Regions from separate parts of the Homo sapiens genome. Here regions 1 and 3 are each linked to region 2. Evidence: chromatin loops called from intact Hi-C (ENCODE). Cell type or tissue: Panc1. All regions are shown on one strand.

Region 1 (8,000 bases), 72 kb before region 2:
GCCAGGGAAGGGTCATTGGGTCTATTCTGCTTGCCAATATTAGGCGGTATGCAGTGCTACAGAAGCCACTGAATGCCACTAAGCAAGTAAAGAGTCCAAAGACTGGGCAAAGTGGCTCACACCTGTAATTCCAACACTTTGGGAGGCCGAGGCAGGTGGATCAACTGAGGTCAGAAGTTCAAGACCAGCCTGTCCAACATGGCAAAACCCCGTCTCTACAAAAAATACAAAAATTAACTGGGTGTGGTGGTGGGTGCCTGTAGTCCCAGCTACTCTGGAGGCTGAGGCAGGAGAATTGCTTGAACCCAGGAGGCAGAGGTTACAGTGAGCTGAGATCACACCACTGCACTCCAGCCTGGGTGACAGAGCAAGACTCCATCTCAAAAAAAAAAAAAAAAAAAAGTACAAAGGTTTACCTGCCTAGGAATGCAGGGGTACAGCTAGCATTCCCTAGCAATCACTCTGTGTCCTTTCTGTGCGGGGCTGTATAGGTTATGGTGGGATTGGTCCAGATCCACCTTGAAAGCTTGGTGTGGCCTTACTCTATCCTAGGACCTAGGGTTCTAATAAAGTAGGATCAAGTAGAGACTGGGGTCAACATTCTCAGTCAGGTTTCTCCTGCTGTAGGTTAATGTGTGTGGGGGTGGGGCGGGGGGGCAGGGGTCGAGGGATGAAGGTGGCTATCTTGGACCTGGAAGGTGGAGCTGGGACTGTAGAGAAGAGAGGAGCCTACAAAATCTCCTTGGTATTCTTCCAGACAGTTTATGAGACCTGGTTTATCACATGCTACAGTCTGGTCTACACTTCCCTCCCTGTCCTGTGCATGAGTCTGTTTGATCAGGTAAGATCCAGCAGCAAGCCCCTGGTCAGCGTTGAAGCCCCTGGGCCCTTGAGGAATATCCCTAAGAATGAAGAATACAGCAAGAGCTGGGCTCTACAAAATCCAGTGTAAAGGGAATAATTTCCAGAGCGGGGAAAAGAGCTCATCACCTAGATAGGTATCATGAGATAAAGTAAAAAATCCTCCTCAACAGAGAATAATCCTCAGTTTTAGCCAAGTTTTCCTGTATCAATTTTATCTTTGTAGAGAGAAACATGGAAATTGTGCTGTACAGTAAATTGAGTATATATAAAAGTAATTAAAATATATATGGAAAAATAAGGAAAAATTAAATAACATAAGCAGAATATGAATGGAAAAAAATAAAGAAAAGAAAATAGAGTTATTGGGGTAGGACTGGGTAACGTATGGGACTTCAAAAAGGAGAGACTCCTTCAGCGATAATGAGGATGAGATAAGCCAAAGCAGGAGGGCCTGGGAGGGAGTCCTGAAGGCCAGGCATGGGAGTATGGGTGTGATAGTTTATATCATAAGGAGCCAGACTAAGGGATACCGTCTGTCCCTGTCAGAAATTGAGGGTCCTGGGACCCTACCTCTCCCTTGTCTTCTACCCCAACCTCTAGTCCTGGGCACATGGAGTAGAAAATGAGTCTCCAAAAAGGAATAAAGTAGCTGAAATAGGACATCATGGGATCATGGCTCTTGGTCTCCATGGGAAATAGCTCTAAAGGAAATTCTCCAGGAAGTAACTGCTAACCTCAGAACAACAAGAGGGGTGGGTTGTATTACTCAACAGTCCATCCAGCTTCAGTGGCCTAATTCTAGGGATCCATCTCTGAAGCCAGCCCCAAGCTTTGTATCCAAAGTTTCAGAGTTAGGAGATGAAGATGATCCAATGACATCCACTTTGAGTAATTTTTTCACCTTCAGTTCACCAGTAGCTATGGGAGTGGGAGAAACCTCACAGAACATGAATACCTCTAAAAGACTAACTGGTCCCCATTGATGTTGCTTTCTCCCATATTGACTTTTGGCATAAAGAATATTCAACTATGGCCGGGTACGGTGGCTCACACCTGTAACCCCAGCACTTTGGGAGGCCGAGGCAGGTGGATCATTTGAGGTCAGGAGTTTGAGACCAGCTTGGCCAACATGGCGAAACCCCATCTCTACTAAAAATATAAAAATTAGCCAGGTGTGGTGGCACACACCTGTAATCCCAGCTACTCAGGAGGCTGAGACAAGAGAATTGCTTGAACCTGAGAAGTAGAGGTTGCAATAAGCCGAGATGGTGCCACTGCACTCCAGACTGGGTGATAGAGCAAGACTCCATCTCAACTGAAAGAACTCTTACACCTGGGGACTTATGTCCCAGCTGCCTCCCCCATCTCAAGCTCCAGTCCTCCCTCCCAGCTACCCACAAGCCTAGTTGCTCCCTTTCATAACTCCCCAATTCTAACTCCCTCCAAGTCCTTCCCAGCATCCCGAACTTCTCCCAGCTTCCTTCCACTACCCAGATCCTTGCCTAGAGAGTAGGACTTCAGGAAGGGTCTGTGGTCACTGCTGTGTTCTCTGGTTCCACTTCTCCAGTAACCCATAAGGAAGCTCCTAGGCAGCCTGGCAGCAGACCTGGTGAGGGGAGAAGCCTCTACTCTGATGGAGATGGGACCTTCTATGGAGAGACCCTGAGCCTCCCTCCTTACCCTCGGGTGCTTCCAGGATGTGAATGAGACATGGAGCCTCCATTTCCCAGAGCTGTATGAGCCAGGCCAGCACAACCTCTATTTCAACAAGAAAGAATTTGTGAAGTGTTTAATGCATGGGATCTACAGTTCCTTCGTGTTGTTCTTTGTCCCCATGGGGGCTCTTTACAATGCAGAACGAAATGATGGGAAGGACATCTCCGACTACCAGTCCTTCTCCCTGGTGGTGCAGACCTCCTTGATCTGGGTGGTCGCAATGCAGGTGTGGCCAGTGGTGGTGGGGGTAAGGGGATTGGGTGGGGGCCTCTCTGAAAGAGTGGGAGGAATAGAGGGTGAGAGTGTGGGAAGGGAGCAACCTTCATTACATAATTGGAGGGGGGAGGTAGCTGACAGGTCCCAGGTTACAGGTCCCATAAGAGGGTACTTTTCAGATCGCCCTGAGGACAACCTACTGGACAATGATAAACCATGTTGTCATCTGGGGTAGCCTGGGTTTCTACTTTTGGGTGTCATTCCTCCTGTACAGCGATGGCTTGTGTCTAGTATTCCCTGACGTCTTCCAATTCCTAGGTAAGGCCCTGCCCAGTGGGCGGAGGGTGGGGAACCAGGTATATTTATTTAATAAATGTTTACCGAGAAGCCATTACTATGTGCTAGGCTAGAGATATAAATAAGACATGGTCTCTGCCCTAAAAGGGCTCAAAATGTAGCTAGGGAAATAAGTTACCTTATTTGAGTTTCCAAGGTATTTTCAAATGTCTTACGAGATTTGCTATTTATCAGCATCCTAAGAGGTAGGCAGTGCAACAATTTTTAGAGCCATTTTAGACACCGGAGGGTTTTTTTTTAATTAAAGGACTTAAATCTAGGTTTCCTGGTTCCAGTTCAATGTCCTTTATGCTGTGGCATATCGCCTTGTTGTCTCCCATAATTTTTCCCTCTCTCTCATCTCCACTTTGCTGAAGACAAAATATAGAGAGTAGATATGTAGATGTAGTTGGCTCCCATCTTTTTGTTTTTATTTTTAATTTTTTGAGACTCTGTTGCTCTACCTCTGTCGCCTTGGCTGGAGTGCAGTGGTGCAATCTTGGCTCACTGCAACCTCTGCCTCCTGGGTTTAAGCGATTCTCGTGCCTCAGCCTCCCCACTAGCTGGGACTACAGTTGTGCACCACCATGCACTGCTCATTTTTTTGTATTTTTGGTAGAGACGTGTTTTTGCCATGTTGGCCAGGGTGGCCTCAAACTCCCGGCCTCAAGCAATCTGCCGGCCTGGGGCTCCCAAAGTGCTGGGATTACAAGCGTGAGCCACCGCACCTGGCTGTCTCTCACCTTTTGTCAGGCCACTAACTTATTTTTCTCCTTCAAATCTTTTTTTTTCTTTTTTTAATTTTTTTTTTTTACCTTTTTTATTTTTATTTTTTTGTTTTTTCCTCCTCCAAAGCTTTCTTTCCCATTTTTGGATGCAAGCCAGTGCTCTAGGATTCCCTCATAACTTACCCCTGCTCTCCTATCCTGCCCTACCCTGCCCTGCCTTTAGAGGGAGAGAGAGGCACATGGATTCACAGTGACTTTGGCTGCACAAAGGACCCAACTACAATTCTTTTGTATTTATATTATTTCTCAGGAGCCTAAACTAACTACAAGTCAGTAACTTCCTTCTTTGGACTAGAGAGGTGTCTACGTTCTGGCTGGTAACTCCTACCCCTGGTCCTACCCCGGTCCTCCAGGCTCTGTTTCAGCCTTTCCCCTCCTGGCTCACTGTTTACAGGTGTGGTCAGGAATTCTCTGAACCAGCCGCAAATGCTGCTGAGCATTATCCTCAGTGTGGTCCTCTGTATGTTGCCTGTGATTGGGCACCAATTTCTTAAACCACTATTCTGGCCTATCAGCATGGACAAAGTAAGTGCAACAGAAAATCTACGCAGATATAATTCATGACCTTCTTTTGCTTTTGCCTCTGTGGATGAAAACCCTATCCCCCATGCTCTGGCTATAGGTTTTTGACAGAATTCAAGAGTGCAGGAGACTTCCACAGCAGTCCCCAGTCTGGACCAAACTGAAACACTCAAGCACTCGACGTTCTGCCTATGCATTCTCCCATAAACAAGGCTTTGGGGCCCTCATCACTTCTGGCAAGATAGTGAAGCCCAGGATGTCCAAGAGAAACACCCTTTTTTTGAAAAAGATAGAGGCCCTAGGGAAATTCCAAAGGAGGCAGTCAGTGCTCTTCCTCCCTCGTACTCATGCAACTTAGGAAGAATTAGAGTCCCTGGGAAACCAGCATAAACCTGCTCCTTCATTCTCACTAGGGACTAAGCCTCTTAATTGTCCAGAAGGCTATTCCCAGAAAGGCAAGGAGGGGTAAGGAAAGAGCCCCCAGATATCTGCCAGAGTTGCAGCATTTCAAGAAAAAGAAAAAAAAAGCAACCTCAGGCCTGCCTCCCACCATCTCTTGCAAGTTTTAATCCAGACAAGCATATGTAGAGGTAGGGGGTGACAAGAGACAGTATGGGGAAGGGAAAAGAAGATGGAACCTAAGAATTTTACTTTGGGCCCTATCTCCTATACTCAGAGCAAGCATAAACCTTCCCAGGGCCCTACACAAACATATTCCCATCGAGGCATCACATAAAATAAAATCAACCATTTAAAAAGGTATAATTTAGTGACAATTACTTCCCATTTATAAGCAAGGGATGCATGAGTGCTACCCATAGACCGGATATGGGCCATGTCTTTAGCGTTTCTTGATCTCGTTAGATAAATTATCTGAAATTTTGAGGAGACTTCAGCAGAAAGAAGCAGGGGATATGCTGTCAAATGCCTGTGGATTTATACTAAGAAAGAAAGAAGGGGCATAAGGAAAATTTTCTTTATCTCGATTTTGGAGGTGGTTACATGGGTATGTATTTGTCAAAATTCATTGACCTGTATACTTAAGATTTATACATTTTATTTTATGTAAACTATATCTCAATAAAGTTGAGTTTTTTAATGTCTAGAAATTTTTAATGGAGTTGTAAGTGACCAACCACAGGAGCCAGATTCACCCACACTGAAGTAACTCACTATAGAAGAGATATCTCCACCAATGGGGAGAGAATTTCTGAAGAACCTATAAAAGGACCTCTTGAAAACGAGTCAACTTTAGATACCTGCCAGGCCTTTTTTTTTTTTTTTTTTTTTTTTTGAGATGGAGTCTCACTCTGTCGCCCAGGCTGGAGTGCAGTAGCGCTATTTCGGTTCACTGCAACCTCTGCCTCCCAGGTTCCAACAATTCTGCCTCAGCCTCCCGAGTAGCTGGGATTACAGGTGCACACCACCACACCCGGCTAATTTTTGTATCTTTAGTAGAGACGGGTTTTTGCCATGTTAGCCAGGCTGGTCTCAAACTCCTGGTCTCAACTGATCTACCCGCCTCAGCCTCCCAAAGTGCTGGGATTACAGGCATGAGCCACCATGCCTAACTTATCTGCCAAGCCTTAAAATTAGTTTATGACTGTATTAGTCAAGTAAAGGCTTTCTTCATCTCTTCCCTCTCCTGTCCTGCTTAAGCCCCGGAGAAAAAAGAATTAGCAAGCTGAAGGAGGGAGGAGGGGTAAGTAGAAAAACAGACATCTACAAAGCCCACTGAACCTGGCCACATGCAGCAGCCCAGCTGAAAGATAAGGAAAAGCATTAATTGTAAAGGTTGAAGTTTTTAAAAATTATTTCATTAAATCACTTTAACTACTAAAGCGAAACTTAAAGTGACAAGTACTGGTTGCTACTAAAAAGGACCATTCACTAAGTACATTTTGCATCAGCACTTGTTCCTTCACCTTGTACTTTTATGTTATAGAGACGACTTCTTTCTGTAAACCTCATGAACCCACCTCTGTTGGCATCCAACTTTTCTTCTGTAACTTCTTCCCCAGCCTTCATAGAATTGAAGAGAGTTAGGGCCTTGCTCTGGATTAGGTTTTGGCTTAAGGGAATACTGTGGCTGGTTTCAGCTTCTATACAGACCACTCAAACTTTCTCTGTATCTGCAATAAGGCTGTTTTGCTTTCTTATTTGTGTGTTCACTGGAATAGCACTTTTAATTTCCTTCAATAACTTTTCCTTTGCATTCACAACTTGGCTAACTGGTATAAGAGGCCTAGCTTTCAGCCTGTCTTGGCTTTCGACATGCCTTCCTCAATAATCTTAATCGTTTCTAGCTTTTTATTTCAAGTGACAGATATGTGACTCTTCCTTTCACTTGAACACTTAGAGGCCATTTAGGGTTATTAATTGGCCTGATTTCAATATTGTTGTGTCTCAGGGAATAGGGAGGCCTGAGGAGAGGTAAAGATGGGAATGACGGGTTGGTGGAGCAGTCAGAACAGGCATTTATTAAGTTTGGCATCTTCTATAGGCGCAGTTCGTGGTGCCCCAAAGAAATGAACAAGGAACACTGTCCTAGCCCCAACATATCCCTGTGATTCCAGCTCCAAATTATCTACCAAATCTTCTAAGATTCATGAAAAGCGTTTTGGAAAAGACACATCATTTGGAGGATCCTGGGAGTCATTCAAGACTATTTGCTGTATGTTACCCCACCCACCCCCATGACACATTCAATTAATCACTAAATTCTACAGATTTCTATACCCTAAATCATCCTTGAATCTATCTCCTCTTATCTAAGCCTTCAGCCACTGCCCTAATTCAGACTCTTTCAGTTCTCATCATAATTATCAATCTCCTAACTGGTTGATTGATTACCTTCCTGTAATTCAATATCCACACTCCTACTGAAGTGAGATTTCTAAAGCTCAGATATGTTCACATCACTCCCCTGCATGAAATAATAGTGCCAACAGCCTTCAGAATAAAATCCAAACTTAGCTGGGCATGGTGGCTCATGCCTGTAATCCCAGCACTTTGGGAGGCTGAGGCGGGTAGATCACCTGAGGTCAGAAGTACAAAACCAGCCTGGCCAACATGGTGAAACTGGGCGTGGTGGCGGGCTCCTGTAATCCCAGCTACTCGGGAGGCTGAGGCAGGAGAATCACTTGAACCCAGGAGGCAGAGGTTGCAGTGAGCCGAGATCACACCACTGCATTCCACCTGGGGTGACAGAGCAAGACTCCATCTCAAGAAAATAAAATCCAAACTCCCAAACACACATACAAGGCCCTTCCTAATCTTGCTGTTGCCTCCCTCCTACACTTTGCCCATGCTTAACTAATGCCCATACTACTTGAGTTTCCCTAAGGCATCATGCTTTCTTTGTTTTTTTTTTTTTTTTTGAGACAGAGTTTCACTCTTGTTGCCCAGGCTGGAGTGCAATGGTGTGATCTCGGCTCACTGCAACCTCCACCTCCCAGGTTCAAGCAGTTCTCCTGCCTCAGAGAGGCAAGTAGCTGGGATTACAGGCATGTGCCACCATGCCTGGCTAATTTTGTATTTTTAGTAGAGGTGGGCTTT
Region 2 (8,000 bases):
GATGAGAGGGATGACTCTGTTTTCAAGGATTCCAGCTAAGGACAGAAACAGAAAACGTAGTTGATCATTAAAATGCAGAGATGGCAGTGTTCCGTACTGGCCAGTGAAAGGGGTATGTAAATCAGACTGAAACGTCAGGGAGGAACTGCTAATGCAGTTACATTTAAGCCCAATCTAGAAAGATGATTAGGATTGGGCTTTGTGACGACTTGTAAGAAGAATGTTCTAGGCTCACAGGATTGTCTGTACAAAACCACAAAGGCACAGAATAGCTTGACCCTTTCTAGGAACTGCATATAATTTGGTGAAGCCATAGTGGAACACAGGTGGAACCACTGAAAAATTTTAGAGAAATGGCTTTTGGCATTTGTTTGTTTTTGTTTGGTTTGGTTTTTCTGTCTGCTTAATTATATGTTTTGATTTGCATTTAGAAAGATCACTGGTTGGTTGTTCCTTCAGGCCTTGTTTAAAAAAAAAGTAATTGGGCTGGGCACAGTGGCTTACACCTGTAATCCCAGCACTTTGGGAGGCCAAGGCGGGCGGATCACCTCAGGTCAGGTTTTCAAGACCAGCCTGGCCAACATGGTAAAACCCCATCTCTACTAATAATACAAAAATTAGCTAGGCATGGTGGCGCATGCCTGTAATCCCAGCTACTCTGGAGGCTGAGGCAGGAGAATCACTTGAATCTGGGATGGAGATTGCAGTGAGCCGAGATCACGCCACTGCACTCCAGCCTGGGCAACAAGAGCGAAACTCCACCTCAAAAAAAAAAAAAAAGTAATTGGATCACTGGTTGTTTGGGTAGAAGATGGACTGGAAGGGGTGTCTTCCTGAAGTCAGGAGAAAGCACTGTGTAGATTGGAAAGTCATTGGAATAAAAGTGGTAGCTGGCACTTGCTGGGCGTGGTGACTCATACCTATAGTCCCAGCACTTTAGGAGACTGAGGCAGGCAGATCACCTGAGTTCGGGAGTTCAAGACCAGCCTGGCCAACATGGTGAAACCCCATCTCTACTAAAAATACAAAAATTAGCCGGGTGTGGTGGTGCACGCCTGTAATCCCAGCGACATGGAAGGCCGAGGCAGGAGAATCGCTTGAACCCAGGAGACAGAGGTTGCAGTGAGCCTAGATCATGCCACTGCACTCCAGCTTGGGAAACAGAGTGAGACTCTGTCTCAAAAATAAAAAACAAAAGTGGTAGCTGAAGCTATGTGTGTGGCTGAGAGAGGATCCAGGGAGAATGTGTTGAGTTATAAAGGGAAGAAGGGGATACTGTGACTTAAGGGATGAGCAGCACCCTCAAAAGAGACAGAAGAATTAGGACAATAGAAGAAAAACCAGGAGAGGCCGGGCATGGTGGCTCATGCCTGTAATCCTAGCACTTCGGGAGGCCGAGGTGCGCGGGTCACCTGAGGTCAGGAGTTCACCAGCCTGACCAACATGGTGAAACCCCATCTCTACTAAAAATACAAAAATTAGGTGTGGTGGCGGGTGCCTGTAGTTCCAGCTACATGGGAGGCTGAGGCAGGAGAATCGCTTGAACCTGGGAGGCAGAGGTTGCAGTGAGCCAAGATTATGCCACTGCACTCCAGTCTGGGTGACAAAGTGAGAGTCCGTCTCAAAAAAAAAGAAAAACCAGGAGAGAGTGAAGTCACAGGAACCAAAGGAGGAGAAAGTTTAAAAAAAGTTTGAACCAAAAGAGTTCTAAAGAGAAATCACCTAAGATAATGAAGAATCCTGAAGGCAACATTCAGGAGTAGTGAGAGTGGAAGCCAGATCTCAGAGGGTTTAGAAGGAAAGGGAGGTAAAGCAGGGATAGCAGAGGCTCACAGCTGTGCTGTAGCCTTAGGTTGGGTCTGTTGGCTTCACAAAAGAAAATGTTTTAAAACCATAAATAATATCTGTGCTGTCAGGGAGATCACAGTCCATCAGAAGACTTCATGTTCCTAACATACACTGAAGAGCTGTCCTTGGGGTGGGCATGGGAGGGAGATCTCTAGGGAAGGGGCAGGATCAGAAACAGCAAGGATTGACTGGGTCCTTTGAACCCACTCCCTTAGACTGCAGTGTCTGTCTGCTGGGTGCATCTCGTGGGATACTATGACTGGCATTCTGAGGGCAAGAAATATCCTGGTCAGAGATGTGTTTTCTCTATCAGATTAAGACATATCAACATGCTGCTCTGTTCCATAAGTCTCCAGTCTTCTCTTGATTCTGTACAGCTTTTTTCTAAATCAAAAATGAATGACAATTCATCAAGCTTTGAATGACAAAAGAAGGGACAGGTTGATCCAATCTAGGAATGACAGTATAGGAAGCTGAGAAGGTCGGCTGGGCATGGTGGCTCACACCTATAATCCCAGCACTTTGGGAGGCTGAGGCAGGAGGATCACTTGAAGCCAGGGGTTTGAGACCAGCCTGGGCAATATAGTGAGACCCTGTGTCTACAGAAAAAAAAATTTAAAAACAGCTGGGAGTGATGGCACATGCCTGTAGTCCTAGCTACTCGGGAGGCTGAGGCAGGAGGATCGCCTGAGCCCAGGAGTTTGAGGCACAGTGAGCTATGATTGCACCACTGCATCCCAGCCTGGGCAAAAAGTGAGATCCTGTCTCTAAAAAAAATTAAAGTAGGCCAGGTGTGGTGGCTCATGCCTGTAATCCCAGCACTTTGGGAGGCTGAGGTGGGGAAATCATTTGAGGCCAGGAGTTCGAGACCAGCCTGGCCAACATGGAGAAACCCCATCTCTACTAAAAATACAAAAATTAGCTAGGCATGGTGGCGCACGCCTGTAGTCCCATCTACCCGGGAGGCTGAGGCACAATAATCGCTTGAACCTGGAAGGCGGAAGTTGCAGTAAGCTGAGATCACGCCACTGCACTCCAGCATGGGTGACAAAGTGAGACTCTGTCTCAGAAAAAAGTAAATTAAAAAATAAAAATAAAAAAGGCAGCTGAGACGGCTCTTTGAGATACTGAGCAGCAGAATCAAGATTTAAAGGGATCTTACTGAATCTTGAAAGAACAAAACTAATAAAGCAGAGACCAATGTGAAGTTTGATATGTAACCTGCACTTGAGTTGATTTGGGATATTTGATTGCAAACTCAGATTGAGTCAGCAGTTGGTAGAGCTTCCAAAAAGTTAAGATGACTGGATTCATTCATAGACTCCAGAAAGAAAGAGTGGATAGTCTCTCACTCCTCCGAACCAGTGAGTGCTCAGTGGTATTCCATTGAGTTCTGGGTACCACATCTTAAGAAGGAACTGAGGAACTGGGGGACTGGGGCTATTTAACCTAGAGAAAAACTGACTCGGGTGAATACGGTCTCTGTCTCTGGTTTTCTTAATGAATGTCACATAGAAAAGTGAGAAAACTTATTCTGTGTATTCCCTGAGGGTAGAACTAAGACCCATTCCCCACAGGGGCCCCCTTCTTACCTGATCTTATTCCTCTGCCTCAGTCTGTATCCTGGGAACTTAGCAGAGAGGAGTTTTAAAAGGGTAGGAATAAGCAGTCTAATTCAGACATACTTTGTATAGGGGGTATAATAATGCTGTGGTTGGGATGACCTAATCCGATAGCCAGAGTCAGCTCAGCCTTGAAAACTGATACTTAAATAGGCGGAAAGGAAGGACACATTCCTGATGGGAAAAGCAGTGGGCTTCATGACAGGGATGGACTGGGAAGAGTAGGGTCAGTGGGGGCAGGTGTGGAAGTCTGAAGGGAGAGCAGCCTAGCTCGTAGCAGGTGTGGGCAACTAGCTCACTGAGAAGATTAGACTTTATTCTGGGAGATAAAATTTGTATCTCAGAAGCTAGTTGGTGTATGTAAGAAGCTTCTGGTTGTAGTGAGACTGGCTTGAATCAAGAGTGACCGTGGAGATTCCCTCATTTAACAGATGGTTTTTCACTCCATACTGTGTGCCAGCCTCTGTTCCAGGCATTATGGATCCAGCAGTGAACAATATAAAATCCCCACTTTTCTGGAGCTCTTAGGAGCAGTAATGGACAATAAACACATTAAAAGGACAACTTTTAATTGCTGGAAAGTTCAACAATGCTGAAAAGAAAATGAAACAGGGTAATGGGATAGAGAGCAACTTGCCAGAGGGGCTGACGTAGTCAGAGAAGGTCTTATTGAGGGGGTGATATTTGAGCTGATGCCTGAATGGTGAGAAGATTCAGACAGAAAGAAAAGCAGGTGCAAAAGGCCCGGAGATGTTCATGCATCTGGTGTGTTTAAGGACGGGGAAGTGTGGCTGGAGCACAGTGGGCCAGGGAGAATGCAGAGTCTGTGTAAGCAGTGACTGGGTATAGCAGGAGGGTGGAGCTTGAAAGTGTCCCCTGGGAGTGATTCAGAAGCACCTCCCTAATGGGATTGTGGTCCCCATCCCCTCTGACTCTTTGATGTAAATAAGATGAGGGATAGGAAAACCTGGCCTGATACAATTTCACATGTAGTACAATGTGGTAAAAAGAACAGTGGCTCTGAAATCAGACTCTGGGTTAGGCAGAATTCTAGCTCTGCCACTTCCTAGTTGTTTGACCTTGAGCAAGTGCTTTAATCTGTCTACATTTCACATTTCCTAATATGTCAAGTAAGAGAACTAATTCCCGCCTCGCAGAGCTACTGAGCCCCACTGCTGGTGAGCTTTCACCAGGGCTTTAGGCCGGGTGCGTGCTTATAGCGCCATCTTACGTTTATTCGGAGATCTACAGTGTTTTGTTGGAAGTGCAGTCCATCCACTGTCCCACTCCAGTGTCCTGGAGTTTTGTGTTTAGTTCTGAGCACCACGTTTTGAAGGACATTGACCTGAAGACTGCCTGAAAGAACAGGAGAGGCCCAGCCTTGGGGAACATACCTCCGTTCAGGGGGAGCAAATGTGGACTCTGAGGTTCCAATGCCAGGATCGTGAAAAGAGTGGGAGTGGGGGTAGATACAGATAACAGGTAGGCTGCAAGTAAAGAAATATCTTACTATGGTTCGATATGCTCAGGAATGAAATGTGCTGGCATGATTGGAGATGGGATAATGAGCAAAAGCTTGAAGTCAGTAACATCTGAAACATTTTCATCACTGAAAATGTGTGTGACTGTGACTCCAAGACTTAGAAACAAAGAAAATGGTTCTGCCATTGATAGAAATGGAAGTCATCGGAAAAAAGGAGAAAGGTGATGGATAAGCGGTTATAGCACATTTTAAGTGAAAGCAGAACTATAAAGCAGAATGATCTGGAGATGAAGAGGAAGGTCCAGGCTAAAGCTGTGGGTTTGGGAGTCATCCCGTAGAAGTCTGAACTCAAAACTTCTCAAGAAATAAAGTGTAAGGTGAGATGCAAGAGTTGAGCCTTAAGATACACTCACCTTTGGAGTCAAGAAAATGAAGAGGGACTGAACAGCAGAGAGGTACAAGACAGTCCAGCACCATAAAAGCAATAGGAAGCGTTTTACAAAAGAGGGGAGCAGTGTCCCATTCCACGAACTTCTACCCCATTCAATTCCTGCCAGCCAGGTCCCTGCCCCTCTCCCCTCTCCCATCTCTGCTTCTGGGTTTTCTCTCATATGGGTTTCAGTGTCTGTCTACTGATTTCTTCTCCATCCCTTTGCTACAGGGGGTGGCACCGAGAGCCGACCAGTCCTTCGCTACAGCAAGGAACAGAGGCCAACCACACTGCCCATCCAGCCCTTCGTGTTCCAGCACCACTTCCCCAAGCAGCTGGCCAAGGCCCGGGCCCTCCACAGCCTTTCCCAGCTCTACAGCCTCTCAGGCTGCAGCCGTACACAGCAGCCTGCCCCACTGGCTGCCCCTGCTGCTCAAGTCTCAGTCCCAGCTCCCTCAGGGGAACCGCAGGCATCCACTCCCCGAGCCACTGGCAGAGGTGCCAGGAAAGCTGGGTCTGAGCCAGAGACCTCTCGGCCATCGCCCCTGGGCAGCTACTCCCCCATCCGGAGTGTTGGCCCCTTTGGGCCCAGCACTGACTCTTCTGCCTCCACTTCGTGCTCCCCTCCCCCAGAGCAGCCCACAGCCACAGAAAGCCTGCCCCCATGGAGCCACTCCTGTCCTTCTGCTGTCCGGCCTGCCACCTCCCAGCAGCCGCAGAAGGAGGATCAGAAGATACTGACCTTGACTGAGTACCGGCTCCATGGAACAGGAAGCTTGCCGCCTCTGGGCTCCTGGCGATCTGGCCTCAGCCGAGCAGAGAGCCTGGCCCGGGGAGGTGGTGAGGGCAGCATGGCCACCAGGCCCAGTAATGGTACGAGCTCCAGCATCTCCCTACCCAACCCGCCACCTCACGCAAGCACTTCCACCACCTCCCCTTTGAGTGGTTGCTTACACTCTCACCTGGGGCCAGAGGTTAGGATGTCTGCATCCCTCCCTCAGCATCTGTAGATAATATCCACAGATAATCTAGTGTTTCATATGGGCCCACTGGGTGGATGTGAAACTCTGTCTCGCTGTCTCCTGCCAACTCTTGTCTTTCTGCTAATCTGTTCTGCTTCCAGCCAACCACCTATCCCCTCAAGCCCTCAAGTGGCGGGAATACAGGAGGAAGAACCCACTAGGGCCACCTGGTTTGTCAGGGAGCCTAGACCGAAGATCACAAGAAGCTCGGCTGGCCCGAAGAAACCCTATCTTTGAGTTCCCTGGCTCCCTCAGTGCTGCCAGCCATCTGAACTGCCGGCTGAATGGTGTGTGAGCAGGGTCCCCAGTACACCCGGGGCAGGCTCTGCCATGGCTGGAAAGGGCTAGAGAAGGGGTCAGTCCCAAAGGAACGTGTCTCAGACGGTACGAGGCACTGAACTGGCCTGGAACTCCTGCACTGAGAGTTGCTCAGGATTGATTTTTCTCTTCTTTCCAGGCCAAGCAGTGAAGCCGTTACCACTGACCTGCCCTGACTTCCAGGACCCCTTTTCCTTGACGGAGAAGCCTCCAGCTGAGTTTTGTCTGTCCCCAGATGGCAGCTCAGAGGCCATTTCCATTGACCTGCTTCAGAAAAAAGGTGCATACAACCCCCAGCTCAGGCCAGGGACTCTGCTGTCACTACCTCCTCACACTTGCCCTACTACCTAGCCAGTCTGAAACCTCTAAGTGCTGGCTGGGCCCAGTGGCTCACGCCTGTAATCCCAGCACTTTGGGAGGCCAAGGCAGGTGGATCATGAGGTCAGGAGTTCGAGGCCAGCCTGGCCAACATGGTGAAACCCCATCTCTACTAAAAACACAAAAAAAAATTAGCTGGGTGTTGTGGTGGGCGCGTGTAATCCCAGCTACTCGGGAGGCTGAGGCAGGAGAATTACTTGAACCCAGGAGGTGGAGGTTGCAGTGAGCCAAGATCACACCATTGCACTCCAGCCTGGGCAACAAAACTGAAAACTCCTTTTCAAAAGAAAACCACAAACAAATCTCCAGGTGCTGGGAAGGTGTTGGAGCACACAGGCTCTGGGGCCAGAGGAGGAAGCTGTGTGCTGTGTATCATGAGTGCATGTGAGTGAGCAAGGGTCATTCATCAGAGGCTTTCAGAGTCACGCTCCGGTCCCTTCCTGCAGTGAGCAAAGTCTCATGAGGAGGCTTCCATGTCATCAAAAAATGCCTCAGTGCTCTTGGAGGGGGCGGGTGAAGGTACTAGAGGGCCCAGCAGCTTGGGTAAGAGTGTTGGTGACATCTAGTAAGATGAAGATTGACAAGACCCACACTATTTAGCAAATAAGTGACCACTGAACTAAGAACATTTTTAGGGAGATGGAGAGAACTGAGCATAATTGTGGGCTGAAGATGAGCCTGTGAAGAGAGAGCTGAAGTTCCTTGCAAAGGCAGAAGGGGAGAATCAGAGCTCAGGGAGAAAGAACCCGGGCAAGAAGGGAAACGGCCACCTTCCTCCAGGACGCGAAGGGGATGCAAGTGGGCAGGGGAGTGAGGGGTGTACATATGAGATTGTTATGGATTTTGGAGGTAGAGGGAAGTTAAAGGAGTTTATAACTAGGGAACTCTGTTCTCTGAAG
Region 3 (8,000 bases), 360 kb before region 2:
GATCCGCAAAATTAACGGCGCCATTTTATACTGGATCTTGGATCCCCCAAAGGTGGGAGATACTGTGGAAGAAGAGAGTGCAGTGCTTCTACTGTGCATTTCATTTCAAGGCAACCCAAAGCCAATTGGCTTATTTTGTAATCGGCCCATCCCTCATGGGAGTCTTATCTCTCAATAGGGGGTGGGGATGTTTCCATATCTTATAGGTGGCCAAGAGCATGCTTCTCTGACTCAAATGTGCAGAGTTAAGTATCCCTCCATAACTACTATTAGCCATTCCTTAAAGTATATCTCCTACCTAGTTATTACACACCAAAGCTCTCTCATAATGTGAAGTAATTTGATATCCCCAAAACTCAAAACTATCAGATAACACAATGCAAAACAGAACTGAGCCTTTGATTTTGAGAGGGAATGATCTGCTTTTAATTCCTGGGGTTTCATGAGGAAAACAGTTTTTTTTTCTTCCCCCCCTCCCCCAAAACAGGGTCTGTAGTGCCTCCTCTGTTTTTCCCAAGGAGTCCCCGGCTACCGGAAGTTATCTTAGGGCCTGTCATATGTGCATTAAGAGTGGCAAGACAAAAAATGGAGAAAAATAATTCAGTCGACTAAAAAGAAAAAAGACTTTTTCCAGAAAAACATGATCCAAGAAGAGAAAAACATAATAGCCTTTTAAGTATATCTATAACTGGGATATCCACTTTTAATTAAGCTGAGCACTCTTTCAGAAAATCCTTTTAAATCCCTTGTTACTAAACTTTAGCCACACCAAGCAGTTAAGATTTTCAGCTTTTGAATGTCACAAAAAGTAACCTCACAGGTGAGACCAACAAGCCTTAATTAGTTTATGACTTAACCTCCAGTGTACAAGGTATTTTCTTTTTTCTTTTTTTTTGAGACAGAGTCTCGCTCTGTCGCCCAGGCTGGAGTGCAGTGGCGCCATCTCAGCTCACCGCAACTCCCATCTCCCGGGTTCCAATGATTCTCCTGCCTCAGCCTCCCAAATACCTGGGATTACAGGTGCCAGCCACCACACCCAGCTAATTTTTGTAGTTTTAGTACAGATGGGGTTTCACCATGTTGGTCAGGCTGGTCTCAAACTCCTGACCTCAGGTGATCTCTGCCTCCCAAAGTGCAGGGATTACAAGCGTGAGCCACCGTGCCCTGCCAGGTATCAGGTATTTTCAAAGGGGTGATAAGTAACTTTTGAAACTCTCATTGCAAAATTGTGACTGAGACAGTGAAAGAGATCAGACCCAACCAACTCCATTTTGTTTTTAGCCCCTAAGCTGTCCTTGCTCATCACTGGGCATAGGCTGAACCAACTTTGGGAGGTGTCTGGTTTACAGTGTATAGTCTAAAACAAAGGTGGTAACAGCCCCTTCCTAAGATATACTTCCCTCTTGCCTGGGGACCAGACCAAGAAACTAGCCACAAAATGAGAAACCATGGCTTAGGAGTCACGCAGCTGGAGGCTACAAGATTTTATCCTCCCTTAACTGCCCAAGATCAGTATTTAAGATATTTTGTAAACTCTGCCCTTGATGGATCAGCTGGCTCTGCCTAGATTGATAAACTGGCTTATCTGATTTTTGGCCCTTCCCCGGGAACTAACTTAGCACAAGACACCCACCGTTGTAAAATGGCAGAGACTAAAACAAAGTATTGCCACGTGGTTACACGTCATGTTTCCAAGTACATGAAACAAGATGGAGGCCTGTAGCCAAGTTTGTTACTGACCATTTTGTTGGACTGGCTTGAACAGCAGGCTTATAGGGTCCTGGGTCTGCATCTTAACCTAAGGTACCCTTTCTTTCCACAGGACCATACAGAAAGATACACGAAGCACACCAGATTGGCTACAGTTTAAGACCAACCTCACAAATCCCTTTTCATTAATTAAAACTTAACCACAAATATAAACAATAATCCTTATCCCTTTTGCCAGTTTGGATAGGGAGAGAGAAGCCAAAAGCCTGACTGGTAAGAAAATTTTACCCTTTTGCCCACATGTCAGGCTTCTAGTTCCTTTTCCCCAGCTCAACTCTAAGCCAAGCATTTTTAAGGTTTGGAAAATTAACTTTTCCCAGGTTGAAAGAACATTATAAAAGCATATAGGAGCCATTTTAAGCTGTAAAAGAAGGAAAAATACCATAGAAAAGTCTGGGGGTTCCAGTTAGAGTTGTTAAGAGGTATTGCTTCCCTTCCTATCGACAATGATGTTTCCTCTATTTCTTGATCTTCTCTATTTTCTCTTTTCCCTTTTTGCTTATTATAGGAGACATATTGTACATTTCCAAAATTCTCTGCCTTCTGCAGAACTGCCTGTTTTTCAGCTGTAGTTTGGGGTTTGGCTTAGAAGCAGCATAACATCCCTTCATGAGAGGTTAAACACCTGAGTTAAATTTCAGAAAGCTTCTATATACCTATCAGGGTCATTGGAGAATTGGCCTAAGTCTCCCTTTATTTGCCTAAGGTACTGTAATGAGAAGGGAACTTGAGGGGCCCCTGAATAAGGGGGATCCTTAGATTGTTCCCCTGGAAGTTACTTCTCTAACTTTGGTGAATCATTTGCTATTGGCCTGCCTGATATGACTACTAAAAGAGCTGGGTTGATTTTGTAACACCTGCAAAGGTCTAGTAAGGCCATGCCCTTGTGCAAAAGAAAATGAGTTGATTTTTCTTTAAATTATTAGAGTCAAAGGAGTCCTTGTGCTTCAGAATGTACTCCAGAGGGGTGCAAGCTGAAGATGATCTGTTACCCATCTAGAGAGAGAAGTGACAAAAAGGCATCTCTTTTTTCACCTTCCTTTTGGTGTGACCCAGGGTGGAGAGGAAAACAGTGGGGACGTCCCTCCTGCTGTTTTCCCTCTGCGGTTTCTGGGTCCTGGCACCTTGTTTAATGTGCCACCCATGGTTGCAGGTGTGACCCCCAGCCATGGAACCAGAGGAACTAAGTGATTGGGATTAGTCACACTGATTCATGCAACTCAAGTCCTCTGCCTGTGATTTCCTTTGACTTCCTAGACTTGTGTGACCTGCCTGGCTCCCTGAAAAATGGATCTTGGGAGAGACTATGCGACAGTTGCATTTGGGCAATTGTTGCACTTCCCTCCTTAATGGAGGAAGTGTGCTGGTTTGAGCTCTATATCCTGCTATTACAGTCCATGCTAAAGTGTTTACCCTTAGAGAATGGTTCTGGTTAACTTCTGAACTTAAAATCCCCTTACTAATTAAGTACCATTCTGATTGGAGGCAGAATAGGTGCCTTAAAAGATCATAGGGGCTGAGTGTGGTGGCTCATGCCTGTAATCCCAGCACTTTGGTAGGCCGAGACAGGTGGATCATGAGGTCAGGAGTTCGAGACCAGCCTGACCAACATGGTGAAACCCCGTCTCTACTAAAAATACAAAAATTAGCTGGGCATGGTGGCATGTAATCCACCTGTGCCTGTAATCCCAGCTACTCAGGAGGCTGAGGCAGGAGAATCTCTTGAACCCAGGAGGTGGAGGTTGCATTGAGCCGAGACTGCACAATTGCACTCCAGCCTGGGTGACAGAGCAAGACTCCGTCTCAAAAAAAAAAAAAAAAAAAAAAGATTGTAGGGACTAAATGGCTGTTTTCCTGTTGATGGAGCAGTATCAAGAATAAAATTTGGTTTTGGAGGATGTTTTATTCCTAGTTGTTGAAGCCAGAATTTTCCCATTTACAGAAGCAGCATGAAGCCTGGTTTGTAGTAGAGAGGCTCAAAAAGGGAAGAGAATTGGGAAGCTAGGCTGTTTTTGGTAAAGGACTGACAATGTGCCTCATGAAGAGGATCCCTGTTTCACTAGATGGTGCTGTTGACCTTGAAATGCCATGTGCTTTCCAGACCAAGGGCAGAGTGACCTTGACACGCCATGTGCTCTCCAGTCCTAGGTCAGAGAGAGACCTGGAAATGCCACGTGCTCTCCAGACCAAGGGCAGAGTGACCTGGAAGTTCCGTTTGCTCTCCAGACCAAGGGCAGGGAGAGACCTGCAAATGCTATATACTCTTCAGACCAAGGGCAGAGAGTGATGCTCACTGTCGGGGGGAGCCTTCTGTTTCTAGAAAATCTCAAAGACGCCTTCCCTTGAGCTATATCCCCTACAACGTTTCCTGATCTTGCCAAACAAAATAACTGAACTGTAAAACTTCGCTCACATAGCATACACAGAGAGAATAGGAGATATGACAGTCGCAGACAGGAAAGGAGGAAATTATGATAGAAAAGTTGGAGATCCTGTTGCCAACACCCCATCAGGTGGTCAGAGACTGGGATCAGTCCAGAAGCCTTTGGATAACACCTGAAGGTAGCCCCAGCCAGAAATCCTCAGTTGCTCTAGAACCTCTTACAGCCCCGCACAATGGCTAAGTCCTCCATGAAAGGAAGCTGGTTCAAACATGGCCAACATGCCCAGCAACCCATGGGTGCTGGGGGATTCTCCATTTTCTTCCCAGTAAATCTCACATCTGAGTCTTTAAGAATGGCAGCCACGCTAACCGTGTTTTTAACTGGCTGACAGATGCCCATTATTGATTTGATTTAGTTCTAAAGTGGAGGCCAACAGCCCCAAAATGAAAGGACAGAGTTGGATTCCACTCCTCTACTCACCGTTTTGATGAGCGTTGTACCTTGGTATCCTGAGTGAGCACCCTGACATGATTGGCTATGTTGTCTGGGGTAAATACCCAGCGTCTGTCATCTCGTGCCAGAAAAATTTAGGACACGGACACATACGAGGAGTTTAGGAATGGAGGTTTAATAGGCAAGAGAAAGAGAAACAAAAAGAAAGGAAAACAGCTCTCTCTCTAGTGTGAGAGGGGAATTCTGAGAGCAAAAGGTGGACTGGCGGCGGATGTGCCGGATTTTATAGTCTTAAGGAGGCAGTGTCTGATTTACATAGGGCTCACAAATTGGTTCAATCAGGTGTGAGCTTTACATAGTACTCAGGGAAGGCTGGCCACCCCACCCTAATCTTTTTAATGCAAATGGAACTTTCCCCTTGGCTGATGCCATCTTGTCTGCTCCTTACTATACACATGGCTGACAGAGAAGGGAAGATGGAGCCACTATTTTGAACATGATTGGCACACCTGCCAGCATGTATGTCTGCAGCTTGATTTTACAGGCTGCTCTTTGTTAGAAAATGATTTGGGGCTGCTTCTTATTAAAAGGAAAACCTTACCAAGGACTTCTGTACCCTTATTATCTGCCTAAGTGAGTTCTTCTTAACTCCTGTATCAGTGTGCCCCCTTTCCACGCCAAACCAATGTATACTTAACATGTATCAACTTTTGTCTTTGCCTTAAAATGTATAAAACCAGTCTGTAACCCAAAAACCTTGGGCACATGTTCTCAGGACCTCCTGAGGCTGTGTCACAAGCCATGGGTCCTTAACCTTGGCAAAAGTAACCTCTAAATTGATTGAGATCTGTCTCAGATACTTTTTTGTTTACATCCTCATAGCTGTTTTGTTAAATCTTGTCCCTGATTTTAGCCTTTTTTACCTTATTTCTGATTTTAGCCTTTTCCTTCCAAGAAAAGGGTGTTCATAAGGTCTCAAATACCCTTTTTCATAATTCTCAGAGGGCCATACTGGCCCTGAAAAATACTTTTTAAAGTTAGTCCTGAGGATTCTGTTTTAAAAAGCTAGATCTGTCTGCACAGACAGAATATTCAGCTTTGTTAGAGTTGTTTTTTTTCCTCCCCCTCCTTCACAAACATCTTGCTAGCCAGTCAGAACAGCTGAGTCAACTGTGGTCAGTTGGCTGAGAGATGTCACGGTCCATCTTTATGTCCAAATATTTGACAAATGTAAAAATATAGCTGAATATGCAAATTAATTATTGTAACCATGCTAATACACATACACATATACATGCATACATATATATACAGGGCAGTGGGATTATATACTATTCCTATCTTTTGTTTTTTCATTTCTATCATTTAAAATGTTAAGTTTTAAATAAGAAATGGTGGTTATTGTATTTTTGTTTTTCATGTCTATCTTTTAAAATGTTAAGTTTTAAATAAGAAATGGTGGTTATTGTATTTTTGTTTTTCATGTCTATCTTTTAAAATGTTAAGTTTTAAATAAGAAATGGTGGTTATTGTATTTGGGAGGTGATACACCTTTTTACTTCTAGATTCTGAAATAGATGGGTTACAAACAAGGGAACTAGTGCCACAATGTTTGGAAATTGTTCCATGCATAGAACTGGCTAGAACAAGGCAAGTTAGCCATTCCCTGTGCCTGAGGAACCAGGTCACTGGCTGCAGAGTCAGTGTGAATAGGATTATTTCCCATAATCCCTTGTGGCTTTGGTTCTATATCAAGGTCAGAGAGACTCAGGAGCGGAAGTTACATGTTTTTTTGAGGGTTAGGTACAGTTCTTATATATTCTCCTATTTCTGCCTTTACTTGTAAAGATCTTGGGGAGGATGCTCTGCCCAGGCATTTTCTCTTTATCCCGGACTTCCAGGGTTTTCATATTGGCTGGAGTTTTATAAGAACCTCAGTGTTTTGTAATGAATATTTCTTTTCCACACATCTTTTCTGTTTTTACATATTGTAGTAGTAATATGGATGAGGCAGGAATTGTGTGCTGAAGTACCTCCCAGCTTTGACTCTGAAAATACTACTTTTTAAAAATCTATTTATTTATTTATTTTCTTTTTTTGAGGCATGGTCTTGCTCTGTTGCTCAGGCTGGAGTGCAGTAGTACGATCATGGCTGACTGCATCCTTGACCTCCTAGGCTCAAGCAATCCTCCCACCTCAGCCTCCAGAGAAGCTGAGACTGCAGGCATGTGCCACCATGCCCAGCTAATTTTTAATTTTTTTGTAGAGACAGGATCTCCCTATGTTGCCCAGGCTGGTCTTGAGCTCCTGTGCTCAAGCATTCCTCCTGCTTCAATCTCCCAAAACGTTGGGATGACAGGCTTGACCTACTGAACCTGGCCTAAATATTTATTTTAAATTAGCTTCATAATTAGATGAATATCAAGTTTATTCAATCTGGTATTTTTTAACAGTCTTGAGGAAGTAGTTGATATTGATTGAGCAATATAGTGCTTTCTTATTTAAATATTTAATGTTTTCCTTTTTTCTTTTTTTTGAGACAGAGTCTCGCTCTCTCACCGAGGCTGGGGGGCAGTGGTGTGATCTTGGCTTACTACAGCCTCCGCCTTCCAGGTTCAAGCAATCCTCCCACCTCAGTCTCCTGAGTAGCTGGGACTACAGGTGTGTGCCCCCACACCCGGCTAGTTTTTGTATTTTTAGGAGAGATGGGGTTTCACCATGTTGGCCAGGCTGGTCTTGAACTCCTGGCCTCAAGTGATCTGCCTGCCTCAGCCTCCCAAAGTGTTGGGATTACAGGCCAGAGCCACTACACCCAGCCATTTTTCAAAACCCCTGTTTGTTTTAATATGTGATATGTTTTCAGAACACCTGCTTATTTTAATATGTGATACGGTTTGGATTTGTGTCCCCACTCAAATCTCATGTCGAATTGTATTGTAATCCCTAACGTTGGAGGAGGGGCCTGGTGGGAGGTGATGGGCCATGGGGGCGGACTTCCCCCTTGCTGTTCTTGTGACAGTGAGTTCGTTCTCATGAGATCTTGTTGTTTAAATTTGTAGTACCTCTCCCACCTTCTCTCCCTCCTGCTCCAACCGGGTAAGATGTGCCTGCTTCCCCTTTGCCTTCCGCCATGATCCTAAGTTTCCTGAGGCATCCCTTGCCATGCTTCCTGTACAGCCTGTGGAACTGTGAACCAATGAAACCTCTTTTTTAAATAAATTACCCAGTCTCAGATAGTTCTTTATAGCAATGTGAGAACAGACTAATACAATATGCGAACCATTAGGAGATATATAAGGATTTAAAAACTTTAAAAAACATATCTACACATCTGTTTAAATCTTATCAGTTAAGGTAATAATGTTAACACCCCACTTGGTGTATATCTTTCCA

Evidence for each region. Hi-C counts contacts between places; a loop is a spot of excess contacts. Peaks named below come from ENCODE experiments on the same cell type or tissue, not always from the same donor. Only the 100,000 strongest peaks of a DNase experiment are listed, where the experiment ranks them.
Region 1: it touches region 2 in a loop (10-fold over the local background); 102 of 110 quality-filtered maps call a loop at or near these places.
Region 3: a loop joins it to region 2, with 4 times the contacts of the local background. A loop is called at or near these places in 2 of 110 quality-filtered maps.

What each region holds. Positions count from the first base shown.
Region 1 is chr9:35,477,485-35,485,484 of GRCh38, forward strand. It overlaps the pseudogene ATP8B5P. Among named protein-coding and RNA genes, the nearest start is that of RUSC2, 8.6 kb to the right of the region's middle. RefSeq lists a silencer at 4,445-4,679. In Panc1, CTCF peaks have their summits at 4,088 and 4,300; a DNase peak (open chromatin) is centred at 4,097; H3K27ac peaks cover 5,261 bases.
Region 2 is chr9:35,549,446-35,557,445 of GRCh38, forward strand. RUSC2 (RUN and SH3 domain containing 2) reads left to right here. Exons shown (of 12, transcript NM_014806.5): 3 at 5,615-6,256; 4 at 6,507-6,692; 5 at 6,863-7,003. Among named protein-coding and RNA genes, the nearest start is that of CIMIP2B, 10 kb to the right of the region's middle. In Panc1, no CTCF peak of the experiment used is centred here; a DNase peak (open chromatin) is centred at 4,626; H3K27ac peaks cover 5,354 bases.
Region 3 is chr9:35,190,083-35,198,082 of GRCh38, forward strand. The region is part of intron 1 of UNC13B (unc-13 homolog B); the gene reads left to right. Among named protein-coding and RNA genes, the nearest start is that of UNC13B, 32 kb to the left of the region's middle. RefSeq lists an enhancer at 3,730-4,024. In Panc1, a CTCF peak has its summit at 3,895; no DNase peak of the experiment used is centred here.